Regions from separate parts of the Homo sapiens genome. Here region 2 is linked to region 1. A link is a contact called in ENCODE Hi-C or POLR2A ChIA-PET data. All regions are on one chromosome and are shown on one strand. The core of a region is the stretch at or near the end of the contact, and the rest is flanking DNA. Distances in the headings are between cores, read along the strand shown.

Evidence for each region. A loop is a pair of places that touch in the nucleus more often than their neighbours do. ChIA-PET counts read pairs that join two places held with the same protein, here RNA polymerase II (POLR2A). Pooled maps may share reads with other maps.
Region 2: a pooled map shows a loop between it and region 1 (2.3-fold over the local background). The contact joins two enhancer-like sites. A Hi-C loop is called at or near these places in 2 of 50 pooled maps. POLR2A ChIA-PET finds 5 or more read pairs at or near these places in 2 of 52 experiments (A549 and AG04450).

The regions. Positions count from the first base shown.
Region 1 is chr20:62,272,103-62,279,159 of GRCh38, forward strand. It overlaps OSBPL2 (oxysterol binding protein like 2), which reads left to right. Exons shown (of 14, transcript NM_144498.4): 5 at 23-157; 6 at 1,207-1,304; 7 at 7,055-7,057. Among named protein-coding and RNA genes, the nearest start is that of ADRM1, 27 kb to the right of the region's middle. RefSeq lists an enhancer at 6,831-7,057. Within about 2 kb of position 4,454, at least 5 of the 41 ENCODE cell types and tissues checked have a DNase peak (open chromatin) inside an H3K27ac peak, as active enhancers do.
Region 2 is chr20:62,378,841-62,385,897 of GRCh38, forward strand. No RefSeq gene overlaps it. Among named protein-coding and RNA genes, the nearest start is that of RPS21-DT, 4.6 kb to the right of the region's middle. RefSeq lists enhancers at 2,444-3,124, 4,177-4,356. Within about 2 kb of position 4,036, at least 6 of the 41 ENCODE cell types and tissues checked have a DNase peak (open chromatin) inside an H3K27ac peak, as active enhancers do.

The DNA.
Region 1 (7,057 bases), core at 3,204-5,703:
CGAGTCTTCCCCATCTTTCCAGGAGCTGTCCAAGATCACGATGCCAATCGCCTTCAACGAGCCTCTGAGCTTCTTGCAGCGGATCACGGAGTACATGGAGCACGTGTACCTCATCCACAGGGCCTCCTGCCAGCCCCAGCCCCTGGAGAGGATGCAGGTGGGCCTTAGGGGTGCCAGGCAGGAGTTTGTCATGAAAGTGATGCCCCTTGCATGTCTGGCCACACAGTCTTGGGGCCCCAGGCATCTGTGAGGACTCGCACAGCTCCCCCCAGTGTTCAGTGCCATCCTGCCTGGCGGTCGTGGCATTTGTCCTGTCACCACAGGTGTGTGATGACAGAACTTGCCGGAAATGCCATTGAGCTCTCAGTGGCCCCAAGAGCTCCCTGCTGCCGCCTCCTGCCGGGAGACTCCGCCTCTTGGAGCTGAAGGTGGCGGTGGGCTCTGCCCTTGGGCTTCTCTTGGGTCCTGTTGCACCACCGCACCCCATGTGTGTGCATGTGTGTGACTGTGGGCTGGGCACGCACGGTGGCTCATGCCTGTAATCCCAACACTTCGGGAGGCTGAGGTGGATGAATTGCTCCTGGAGGTTGAGACCAGCTGAGGCAACACAGTGAGACCGCATCTCTACAAAAATTTTTTAAAACTTAGCCAGGTGCAGTGTTGCATGCCTGCAATGCCAGCTACTTGGGAGGCTGATGAGAGAGGATCGCTTGTGCCCAGGAGCTAGAGGCTACAGTGAGCCACGATTACGCCACTGCACTCCAGCCTGGGTGACAGAGTGAGACCCTGTGTCTAAAAAATAACAAAATACAAGTGTGTGACTGTGGGTGCACATAACGTGTGCACGTGTGTGCGCATGCCTCTGTGAATGAGTGCTTGGGGTGTGTGTGTTGAGTGTGTGGCCTTGTGTGTGCATATCAGACGGAGTGGCTGACATTGCTGCAGCATCTGCCAGAAGGGCCTGGCTCCGGGGGTGGAAGGCAGCACCCAGTTCCTTCTTTCTGTGCTGTCGGGGGAGTGGCGGGTGATGAAGGGCATTCCCTGGAAGTCCTATAATCTCAGACACACTGCTCGGGGAAAACTGAAAACGCACACGGAACAAATAGTGACAGAAACCAGGTGCCCACCGCCCTCCACAAGAGGCCATCTTCTCCAGCGCGTTTCCTAACTGAAGCTGTGCCTGTCCCCCCCGTGGATTATTTACAGTCTGTGGCTGCTTTTGCTGTTTCGGCTGTGGCTTCCCAGTGGGAGAGGACCGGCAAACCATTTAATCCACTCTTGGGAGAAACGTATGAATTAATCAGGTAAGGGGGGAAAGGCCCATCATAAATATCTTGTAAATGGAATTCCTTGGATGACAGATAAGTTTGATTCTTTCACTAGCATTGATTCCTCTGCTCTGAGAATAAACTGTTTGAATTAAGAGCTCACGAAAGCGTTTGGATGCTGTAGGCGAGATGTTTCACACACACGGGGTGTTGTGCTAGCGTGCCACGGCGTCTGAGTGAGTGTAAAGCGCTGGCAATGAGATATTTTAGTGTGTTCGACTCAAGCGTGGAGATAGCGCGCACTGTAGACGCTTCCGTGTGTGTGTGCGACGTCTGTGAAATGTGTAGGATTGTTGTGAGCTTCACCGAAAATGGAAATAGGTACTAATGAGCAAAACTAGGCTGTTTCACTAAAGCATTTAGTGAACGCTATTGAAAAAGCAGGTAAATCCAAACACAGGAATGATTGCAAAGAGGAGCTTCACTCCCAAGGCCACGTTTGCCACCACAGCCTCCCCAGAGTTTTAGGAAGGGTCAGACGGCTCTGGCCAAGGGAGAGTTAACCAGACCACGCCTCATCTCCAGACATCCCTGAAACTTCTTCCTATGGAACTTTCTTCTAGGCAGCGTTGCCATCCCTTCCTAGAGTCTCCCCAGCTTCCCTCCTGTCTCTGGTGGCCCTCACCTCACAGACGTGAGACTGACTCCAAGTCCTAGAACTCTGACCCCAGAGGTCCAGCCGGGCCCCAGATCCGTTGTTTGTGGCTGGGCCTCTGGAAGGACTGGTTGGGGTTCTCTTCACCCACCTGGTTGCCCTGGGGACTGCTGTGGTTATTCACAGAATCATCCTGGGATTCTGCCCAGGTGACAGTGCCCACCCACACCAACAAATGAAGTCAAAAGCAGGCCAGACCATGGCATGTATGTGGCAGTGTGGTAATTCCTCAGCCATTGAGCAGCCTGGCTGGGGCTCCGGGGAGCTGTGGATGAGAGGGATGTGGGTGGCTTCCTTCAGGGCCGTTTGGTGATGTCTAAAATGATTTTTATTCCACTGCCCGTGGACCCCGTCATTCTCTTGTAGATGCATGCAGGTGCCCATGGGCAGATGTGTAGGGAGAGTCAGCAGAGCACAGTTCAGCTGCTGTCTCTGTGACAGGGCTAAGCTGTGGTTCTGAAGGAGGGAGGGGCAGGGCACTCTCGCTGCACCCTTCAGTCTTCCGACTGTCGAGGTAGCCCAGCACACAGAGCTCACTCTGGGAAGAAGGAGCTTGCTGGTGGGACACCCTTCACTCTTCTGACTGTCAGTGGAGCCCAGCACACAGAGCTCGCTCCGCCTGCCTGGGGAGAAGGAGCTGGAGGGGCGTGGGTGGTTATCTAGACAAGTCTGCTGTGCAGAATGCAAGCTGTTTGCCACAGGCTGCTGGGCTGCACGCCTCCCTGCCCAGGAACAGAGTGCAGACGGGAGGGAAGGCGGGCTCCTTTATCATCTTGTTTTATTATTTTTCTGTGAAAAAGGGAGTTGAGCCAAAACAATTAGCCTCTTATTTGGATTCTGGGTTAGTTGAGATTCTGTTGGGTTATTTTATTATGAAGTCTGTTTGTTTTTTTAATTACGAGAGAGTGCTCTTTATAGAAAATGTGTAACATTGAGAAAGGTAGAAAAGATGAATCAGGCATAATCCCATACAAGACAATAGCTGGCTGGGCTCACGCCTGGAATACCTGCAACTCAGGAGGCGAGGCAGGAGCATCACTTGAGCCCAGGAGTTCAGTTACAGTGACCGTGCCACTGAACTCTAACCTGGACTACAGAGCCAGACCGTGTCTCTTTAAAAAAAATGAGAGGAACTGTCAGCATTTTGTTAGACTTTCTTTTGTGTGTGTTTCAAAATATGATAATTTAATTTGTATCCCTTTTTAACATGTCATAATTTTCCTGTGACATTAAAAACTTTTTCTAAATTAGAGTGTTTCATCGATTCTAAGACGCCTTGTTCACGTGGCAGCACTTCTACATGTCAGTTTCTTGTTCCTTTTTTTTTTTTTGAGACGAGGTCTCACTCTGTCGCCCAGGCTGAAGTTCAGTGACATGATCACGGCTCACTGTAGCCTCGACCTCCTGCCTTAACCTCCTGGATATGATCACAGCTCACTGTAGCCTCGACCTCCTGGGCTCAAGTTATCTTCCCACCTCAGCCTCCCAAGTAGCTGGAACTACAGGCGTGCGCCACCATGCCCAGCTAATTTTTGTATTTTCAGTAGAGACAGGGTTTTGCTGTGTTGCCCAGGCTGCTCTTGAACTCCTGAGCTCAAGTGATCTGCCTCCCTCAGCCTCCCAAAGTGCTAGGATTACAGGTGTGAGCCTCTGTGCCCAGTCCAAGTCATAGTTTCATTTGCAGCATTTTTTTCTTTCTTTCATAAAATAATGGTGTGCAGTGCAATGAATGGCATCTTGGGTTCCAAGAAGTGCAGTTCCTTTGAAACTTAAGGCCGCTGTTTTGGGGCCCTTTATTGTATTTTATGTGTTATTAATGATTGAGAATTTTTTTTTTTTTTTGAGACGGAATCTCCATTGGTTGCCCAGGCTGGAGGGCAGTGGCATGATCTCCACTCGCTGCAACCTCCGCCTGCTGGTTCAAGCAATTCTCCTGATTCTCCGCCTCAGCTTCCTGAGTAGTTGGGATTACAGGTGCACGCCACCAGGCCCGGCTAATTTTCGTGTTTTCAGTAGAGACAGGGTTTCACCTTGTTGGCCAGGCTGGTGTCGAACTCCCAACCTCAGGTGATCTGCCCACCTTGGCCTCCCAAAGTGCTGGGATTACAGGCGTGAGCCACCACGCCTGGCCATGATTGAGATTTTTATCAATAGTGAGCAAATGGTTGTGGGATTTGGTTTGCTTCAGATGGACTCTTTTCCAGTGTGTAAAGAGTTTAAAAGTGCGTGCCCATGTTTGTCCTAGAAGGTGTGTCAGCACTGCCTGTCAGACCATTTTGGGAGGATGCGTTGTTAGTAGTACAAGCTTTCCTGCACTTCTGTATATAAATCACTATGCAGTTTGGAGAAGCAACATAAATGTCACAGCTTCAAATTCTAATCTGTTCCTGGCTCATCCTGGCTGGGTCAGCTGCTGGTCCTTACCCACATGCTGCCCGTGCGTGAATGCCAACTTTGTGTTTTTTGTCTGATTTAGAAGTTGGCTGGCACTGGGCAGCCGAGCACCTGTTCTCAAGATGTCATTGCCTTTGAGCAAGTAGGACTAGTTTGGACAGAGTGTGGCGTGGTGACAGCAGGGTCCAGCAGGCAACTGTCGGTCTTGGCACAAGCTGCAGGGAGCAGCCCTGCTTCTGCTTCTGGGAAAGGGGAGGCTGAGGCCTGGACAAGGGAAAGACTGGCCACGAGAACCACTTGTGAGGGAGTCTTCTGTTCTGAATTCATGTAGAGTGTGCTTCCTTTTCTAGATATTTCTCTTGAGCAGTATTCCTGTTGCTGCCTGCCAGCCTTCTCGTCCTCTGGTCAGCGTGCTGTGCCACTGTCAGAGGCATTGACGGGATTGGCTCTTAAAAAATTATTAAAATGTCTTGAAAAAGATAAATCAGGCCGGGCGTGGTGGCTCACGCCTGTAATCCCAGCACTTTGAGAGGTTGAGGTAGGCAGATTGCCTGAGGTCAGGAGTTCGAGACTAGCCTGGCCGACATGGTGAAACCTCGTTTCTGCTAAAAAATACAAAAAATTAGCCGGGCGTGGTGGCGGGTGCCTGTAATCCCAGCTACTCGGGAGGCTGAGGCTGGAGAATCACTTGAACCTGGAGGCGGAGGTTGCAGTGAGCCGAGATCACGCCACTGCACTCCAGCCTGGGCGACAGAGATTTTGAGATTCCATCTCAAAAAAAGAAAAAGAAAAAGATAAATCAGAAGAGGAAAGAAGTTCTAGATGATAGAGAAGAAGCCTTGTGGGTGAAAGGAATGCAAGCCGCCTGGGCTGGGTAGAGCGGGGCGTGCCGCCAGCACCCTTCCCCAGGGGCTGCACCCGGGGCCGGAGCTCCTGCTGCACAGCCAGAAGCAAGCTATGCACCTTCGCAACGCCGAGACACGTCGTCTGTCATGAGTTCACTTCCAGATCGTCCTTGCCAGTGTCTGCCATGTGCTGTGTGTCTGTGAGACCCTGGCAGTCTGTCAGGTTAGGGGCCATGGACGTGGACCAAGTCCTTTCCTGATACCCTGGATCCCTACAGATCCCTTGTTATAGCTAAAAATACACATTCTTTTCTCAGACAAGTATTCATTTTGTAAATTACATACCTTGGTAGTCAACCTTTTAAAATCTAATTTTTCAACTTTCTTTCTTCTGTAATGATTGGAAATTCTGATTCCAGTTAAGTTGGTAATTATGTGGTTTAGCTTTTCTAATTTTTAATGACTACAACTGTAGGTGTATTCACAGTTCCGGAACAATTAAAAGCTGACATTTTGATTGAAAAAGAGAGTACACTAAAAATCCTGTTCCTGGACAGGAGTATTTTGGGGTATAAGCCATTCCATCTCGGAAATTTCAGGGGCCTTGTAGAAAGACAAGGAAGGGGCACCCCCTTCAGAAAGGGTTTAGGGTCCTGAGTTCCTGGGCAATGGGAGTCCCTCGGGGTTGAGGGTTTGGAGTCAGAGGTGTGTAAGGATTGCTTCTCCACCTGCGTCTCTGGGTACCTCTAGCCAGACACTGCTGTGGCTCAGGTGGAGAGCAAGCGGGGCATCAGGGTGGAGGCCTCTCCTGCACCATTGCGCTCTCTGGGTGGGTCAGATGTGCTCTGGAAGCCATGTGTGTGTGTGTCTGTTGCCAGCGTTAGGCCAAGTGCGATGTCATGTTTGTGTGTGTGTCTGTTGCCAACGTTAGGCCGAGTGCGATGTCATGTTTGTGTGTGTGTCTGTTGCCAGCGTTAGGCCAAGTGCGATGTCGTGTTTGTGTGTGTGTCTGTTGCCAACATTAGGCCAAGTGCGATGTCGTGTTTGTGTGTATGTCTGTTGCCAACATTAGGCCAAGTGCGATGTCATGTTTGTGTGTGTGTTGCCAACGTTAGGCCAAGTGTGATGTCATGTTTGTGTGTGTGTCTGTTGCCAACATTAGGCCAAGTGCGATGTCATGTTTATGTGTGTGTTGCCAACGTTAGGCCGAGTGCGATGTCATGTTTGTGTGTGTGTCTGTTGCCAACGTTAGGCCGAGTGCGATGTCATGTTTGTGTGTGTGTCTGTTGCCAATGTTAGGCCAAGTGCGATGTCATGTTTGTGTGTGTGTTGCCAACGTTAGGCCAAGTGCAATGTCATGTTTGTGTGTGTGTGTCTGTTGCCAACATTAGGCCAAGTGCGATGTCATGTTTGTGTGTGTGTTGCCAACGTTAGGCCGAGTGCGATGTCATGTTTGTGTGTGTGTTGCCAACGTTAGGCCGAGTGCGATATCGTGTTTGTGTGTGTGTCTGTTGCCGTTAGGCCGAGTGCGATGTCATGTTTGTGTGTGTGTTTGTTGCCAACGTTAGGCCAAGTGCAATGTCATGTTTGTGTGTGTGTGTCTGTTGCCAACGTTAGGCCAAGTGCGATGTCATGTTTGTGTGTGTGTCTGTTGCCAACGTTAGGCCAAGTGCAATGTCGGAGAGGTGGTGTTGGGTGTTTCCGCCACATGTTGTGGCATGGAGGGCCCCTGCTTCCCAGCGTCCTGTGAGGGGCTCCACATGATGTCTGAGCTGCCCTTTCTTTTATTTTGCTGCCATTAATGTGTCTCTCTTTTTTATTCTTTGACCTAGGGA
Region 2 (7,057 bases), core at 2,786-5,285, 110 kb after region 1:
CATGGAGCCCTGCATCCGGCCGGCCACTCCCTTCCCATGCCTGCTTGCTGGCTTAGACATTCTGCACATTTCCCAGAGGGCAGGAGGAGCTAGGCCCCGAGAGCCAGTCCCAGGCCCCTTCCTGGACACATAGGCAGACAGAGGTGGCTAATTTTCTTTTTCTTTTCTTTTCTTTTTTTTTTTTTGAGACGAGTCTCACTCTGTCGCCCAGGCTGGAGTGCAGTGGTGCGATCTCCACTCACTGCAAGCTCCGCCTCCTGGGTTCCCACCATTCTCCTGCCTCAGCCTCCCGAGTAGCTGGGACTACAGGCGCTCACCACCACGCCCGGCTAATTTTTTGTATTTTTAGTAGAGACGGGGTTTCACAATGTTAGCCAGGATGCTCTTGATCTCCTGACCTCGTGATCCGCCCCCGTCAGCCTCCCAAAGTGCTGGGACTACAGGCGTGAGCCACCGCGCCCGGCTAATTTTTTGTATTTTTAGTAGAGACGGGGTTTCACCGTGTTAGCCAGGATGGTCTCGATCTCCTGACCTCATGATCTGCCCCCGTTGGCCTCCCAAAGTGCTGGGATGACAGGCGTGAGCTACCGCGCCCAGCCAGAGGTGGCCCATTTTCAGTAGGAAAACAGCAGCAAAAGTAAAAGTTAGTTTTTCTCTGTGTCTGCAGGTGCACCCCGTGTGGACGCGACACTGCCTTTGCATAGTGCACCCCTCACGGTGTCCCTGGCAGTCCCTTTCCCTGTGGATCCTCCCCTCCACCCACGGTGAAGGAGGAACGGTCCTGCCTCCAAATGGGAAAACTGAGGCTCAGGGAGGAGAAGGGCCGGGTGTGTGTGGAGGTGGCACCAGAAACAGGCCTGATTCCCAGGTCTCTGCCTTAATTACGGTGCTGCCCTGGCTCCGGAATGCTGGGGCCTGGGGTCAGAAGTTGGCCTGGAGGCCGGGTGCGGTGGCTCACGCCTGTAATCCCAGCACTTTGGGAGGCCGAGGTGGGCGGACCACCTGAGGTCGGGAGTTCGAGACCAGCCTGACCAACATGGAGAAACCCCATCTCTACTAAAAAAAAAAAAAATACAAAATTAGCCAGGCGTGGTGGCACATGCCTGTAATCCCAGCTACTAGGGAGGCTGAGGCAGAAGAATCGCTTGAACCCGGGAGGCGGAGGTTGCGGTGAGCCAAGATCGCGCCATTGCTCTCCAGCCTGGGCAACAAGAGCAAAACTCCAGCTAAAAAAAAAAAAAAAAAAAAATTGGCTAGGCATGGTGGCGGGTGCCTGTAGTCCCAGCTACTCGAGAGGCTGAGACAGGAGAATGATGTGAACCAGGGAGGTGGAGCTTGCAGTGAGCCGAGATCACGCCACTGCACTCCAGCCTGGGGGACAGAGCGAGACTTCGTCTTAAAAAAAAAAAAGCCGGGTGTGGTGGCTTATGCGTGGTGGCTCATGCCTGTGATCCTGGCACTTTGGGAGGCCGAGGCGGGCGGATCACGAGGTCAGGAGATCGAGACCATCCTGGCTAACATGGTGAAACTCTGTCACTACTAAAAATACAAAAAATTAGCTGGGCGTGGTGGCGGGCACCTGTAGTCCCAGGTACTTGGGAGGCTGAGGCAGGAGAATGACGTGAACCAGGGAGGCGGAGCTTGCAGTGAGCTGAGATCGTGCCACTGCACTCCAGCCTGGGGGACAGAGCGAGACTCTGTCTCAAAAAAAAAAGAAGTTGGCCTGGAGCCGAGACTGGGGATCCGTCTATGCTGGGGTCAGAGGTCAGCTTGGGCCCAGGTCAGGATACAGGCCCACAGGTCCCGGGTGGGGACAGACCCCAGTCTCTGCCCCAGGTGGGCCTGGTCCTGGAGGCAGAGTGGGCCTTGCTTCTGGTCTCCCCTTCAGCTTCCTTTCTTTGAACCAGTTTGGCTGAGCTGGCCTGGCGCCTGGCCAGCGTGGGAGCCCTTGGTGTGTCCACTGGGATGGAAGTGCCTCTTTTCCTGTCATTTGGCTCAGATTTCAGCCAGCCCCCAGGAGGTGTGGGGAGAGGACTTCTCCGGGTCTCCCTGCTGGGTCAGCCTGTACTCCAGGGAGACTCACGGTGGGACCCAGTACCCAGTGCCCAGGCCCGGCCAGCCCAGCCCCTCTGCCTGTCTTCACCATGTCCTGGAAAGGGGCATGAGGAGCCTCTGGGGAGGGGGGTGGGGAAGGTACCCTGGACCCCCAGGCTCTGACCCAGTGCCTGCCGTGACCACAGGGGTGGGACCTTCAGGATCTGGGCACTTTCTCATAGGTAGGTTCTCCCTCAATGTAAAAATTCTAAAGTCTCATCAAGTAAAATAAATTCAAAAAACAAAATAGTAAAGTGAGTTAAAGTAAAACTGAATGGCACGAAATGGAAAGATGCGCTGGCCCAACACTCCCAGGGTCCCTGTGACAAATGCCGTGACAGTCTCCAGGGCTCCCGGGCAGCTGGGCCTCCCCCTCACGTTGGTGACCTCACTTAAGCCTCTGCAAACCTGGGGCGGGGCTGTTACTGCCTCTGTCTCTCCAAGACGAGAGGATGTCGAGTCATGGCTTAGGAGGCAGTGCCCCAGGAATCCCCTGACAGCTCATGGCCAGGTCCGTGTTCTCCCCACACCCCATAAGTCCCACTCTGAGGCTGGCTATCGTAGCCTTCACCCAAGAGCGGGTTCTATCTGGGGCAGGAGTGGGGGCTGGTGGCTGTAGCTCAGTGTCGGGCTCGCTGCAGGAGAAGGCCCATCCCACGGCCCTGACCTGCCACTCACCCGGACACCCACCTCCCTGGCCTGGAAGGAGGATTTCCTTGTTCTGGGCTTGTTCCCTTCTACACACAATGCATTTGGGGCTGGCCTGGGCCCTGCTTGGCCCAGAAACAGCTGCTCTGGGAAGGAGGAGGGAGGCTCTTCTCCCAGCCCGCACCACAGCATGTCTGAGAACATGTTTACCTGCCTGTGAGGTGAGCCTGAAGGAGGGGCTGGAGAGCAGAGCCAGGGCTGTTGTGCACAGATACCTGCCCAGGCATCCTGAATAGGGGCCCGTGTGAGATTGGGGTGGCTATAGTGTGGCCTCCTGAGTCAACAGCCCCAAATCCAGACCTAGTCTTGTGATCTTGGGCATAATAACGATGACAATGATGGTGGTGACGATGGTGGTTATGATGATGATGGTGACAATGACAATGTTGATAATGGTGATGATGGTGATGATGGTGACAGTGTGTTGGTGGTGATGGTGGTTGTGATGGTGACGATGATGGTGGATATGACGGTGATAGTGAAGATGATGGTGAAGATGATGATGATGGTGATGACAATGGTGGTGACGATGATACTGACAGTGATGATGGTGATAGACAATCATGACAATAATGATAGTGATGATGATGGTGGTGATGATAGTGGTGATGGTGATGATGGTGGTGGTGATGATAGTGATAGTGATGGCGATGGTGGTGATGGTGACAATGATGGTAGTAGCAATGATGATGGTGATGATGGTGAGTGTTAGTATGCTGGGTGCCACACCTTTTTCTGAGCACTGGACAGGCATTGGTTTGTTGAAAGCAGCCAACTGCAGCACGGCTGGGTGGCTCCATGACAGTCGCTTTACTTTACAGCTAGAGGGAGAAGCAGCTAAGGAATTTGTGCCAGGTCACACTGCTAAAGAGGCACAAACCTGGGGTGACACTGGCAGTCAAAGTTATATATAGCAATTGCGGGGCAGAAGCAGGTGTGAGTGTGCTCTCAGGTGGATGCAGGGGCACTCAGAGACCCTGACTGGGATCACCCTGCAAAGGCAGCAACTGCTCTGAGCCGCTGGGGGCTGCTCTAGGATTCTGCAAAAAAGGCTCAGGCCGACGGTGTCTTCGAGTGCTAGGTCCTCCTGCCTCCTCAATCCCTCCTTCACACCTGCCCTCTGGCCCTTTCCCACGAGACCCACTGGAGGCCCAGTAAACAACTTACTGTACAGACAGCGGGTGGAGGGATGGAGGGGAGGGGCTCAGCTCCCTTCAGCCAGCCCCGTCCCTGCTCCAGCACTGCTCTCAGACACCACCTAGTGGCTTCTGGGGACAGTGCTGGTGGCCCCAAGCCTCCTGACAGGTAAGCAGTGCCACCTCCTCTGCAGGCCCCTGGAGGCTCTCCTGATGGAGCGACCCAGACGGCTTCCCTCGGGAGGACACTCCCCTCTCTGTTTTGGGGGTCTGCGATTTTGTACAGAAGGTTTTCTTAAAGAAGTGCTCATCCAGATTTCGTGGGCTCAGGAGATTTAGGTTGCAGAGGTTTCCCTTGAAGAACTCAGCCTTGGAGACCCGGCGCCCAGAGAGCGGACTTCAAGCTTTGTGTGAGTGAGTGCGTCCTAGAGTCTTGCCAAATAGCACCTATAGTCTCTGTAAAATTTTTGAGCTATAATTGATGCAAAATAAAATCCACTTTTTAAAGGATACAATTTGACGTTTTGACTTTTTTTTTTAAGACAGAGTCTTGCTCTGTCGCCCAGGCTGGAGTGCAGTGGCGTGATCTGAGCTCACTGCAAACCTCCGCCTCCCAGGTTCACGCCATTCTCCTGCCTCAGCCTCCTGAGTAGCTGGGACTACAGGAGCCCGCCACCATGCCCGGCTAATTTTTTGTATTTTTAGTAGAGACGGGGTTTCACCATGTTAGCCAGGATGATCTCGATCTCCTGACCTTGTGATCCACCTGCCTTGGCCTCCCAAAGTGCTGGGATTACAGGCATGAGCCACCGCACCTGGCCAATGTTTTGACTTTTATATGCAACTGTGAAACCATTGCCATCATCAAGACAGCATATACCTCCCATCACTCCCCGCGTTTCCTGTGTGTGTCTGTAATCCCATCATCAAGACAGCATATACCTCCCATCACTCCCTGCGTTTCCTGTGTGCGTCTGTAATCCCACTTGCTCACCACCCCACCCCAGGCAACCACCAACATGATTCCTGTCAGTTTTGATTGGTTTGCATTTTCTAGAGTTTATACAAATAAAATCACACAGTATGCTGTCTTTCGAGGGGGACGTACCATTATTTATCCATCTGCCTGTTGGTGTATGTGTGGATTGTTTCCATTTTTGGCTATGACACATAAAGCCTCGATGAACATTTCAGTACCAGTCTCCGAATGGACATATGTTTTCTTTCCTTTTTTTTTTTTTTTTTGAGACGGAGTCTCGCTCTGTCGCCCGGGCTAGAGTGCAGTGGCGAGATCTCGGCTCACTGCAACCTCTGCCCAACGGGTTCAAGTGATTCTCCTGCCTCAGCCTCTCCAGTAGCTGGGATTACAGGCGTGCACCATCAGGCCCAGCTAATTTTTGTATTTTTAGTACAGACAGGGTTTTGCCATGTTGGCCAGGTTGGTCTCCAACTCCTGACCTCAGGTGACCCACCCGCCTTGGCTTCCCAAAGTGCTGGGATTACAGGAGTGAGCCACTGCACCCAGCCTGGATACAGGTCTTTTATCAGATACAGGTTTTGAAAATATTTTCTGCCAGTCTGTGGCTTTCTTTCTTTCCTTCCTTTCTCTCTCTTTTTTTTTCTGGGTCTCCTGTCACCCAGGCTGGAGTTCTGTGGCATGATCATGGCTCATTGTAGCCTCCACCTCCTGGCTCAACTGATCCTCCCACCTCGGCCTCCTGAGCATCTGAGACTACAGACACACACCACTACATCCGGCCAATTTTTAAATTTTTTTGTAGAGGGGTTTCACCATGTTGCCCAGGCTGGCTGGCCTCAGACTCCTGAGGTCAAGCAATTGCCTGCCTCAGCCTCCCACAGTGCTAGGGTTACAGGCATGAGCCATCACTCCTGGCCTCTAATCTGCTTTTTTTGATGTGTCTTTGTCTGATTTGGGTATCAGGATAATACCGGCCTCATAAAATGATTGGAAGCATTCCCTCCTCCTCTATTTTTTGGAATAGTTTCAGTAGGATTGGTATTAGTTCTTTAAAAAATGTTTGGTAGGCCAGGTGTAGTGGCTCACGCCTGTAATCCCAGCACTTTGGGAGGCCAAGGCGGGCAGATCACGAGGTCAGGAGTTAAAGACCAGCCTGGCCAACATGGTGAAACCCCATCTCTACTAAAAATACAAAAATTAGCCAGGCGTGGTAGCAGACCCCTGTAATCCCAGCTACTCTGGAGGCTGAGGCAGGAGAATCGCTTGAACCTGGGAGGTGGAGGTTGCAGTGAGCCAAGACCGCACCACTGCACTCCAGCCTGGGAGACAGAGCAAGACTCCGTCTCAAACAAACAAACAAACAAACAAACAAACAAACAAAAACTAAGAATAGAGCTGCCATAAATAAAGCAATCCCACTGCTGGGCATATACCCAAAAGAAAGGAAATCAGTATATGAAAGAGATACCTGGCCGGGTGTGGTGGCTCATGCCTGTAGTCCCAGCTACTGAGGAGGCTGAGGCAGGAGAATCACTTGAACTCTGGGGGCAGAAGTTGCAGTGAGCCGAGATCGCACCACTGCACTCCAGCCTGGGTGACAGAGCGAGACTTTGTCTCAAAAAAAAAAGAAAGAAAGGAAGAGATACATGTGCTACGATGTTTATCACAGCACTATTATTTGTGGGAGCTAAAAATTAAAACAATTGAATTTGTGGAGACAGACAGTAGAAAGATGGTTACCAGAGGCTGGGAAGGGTAGAACAGTGGGAGGAGGGGGGCAAATGGGGATGGTTAATGGGTATAAAAAGACAGAAAGAATAAGACCTAGTGTTTGATAGCACAACAGGGTGTCTACAGTCAATAATGATTTAATTGCACATTTTAAAATGACTAAAAGAGTATAGTATTGGATTATTTGTAACGCAAAGGATAAATGCTTGAGGTGATGGATGCTCCATATACCCCATGTGATTACTACGCACTGCATGCCGGTATGAAAATATCTCATGTGCCCCATAAATGTACACACCCACTATGTACCCAAAAAATTAAACATAAAAAAACTTTTTTTTTTTGAGACGCAGTCTTGCTCTGTCGCCCAGGCTGGAGTGCAGTGGCGGGATCTCAGCTCACTACAAGC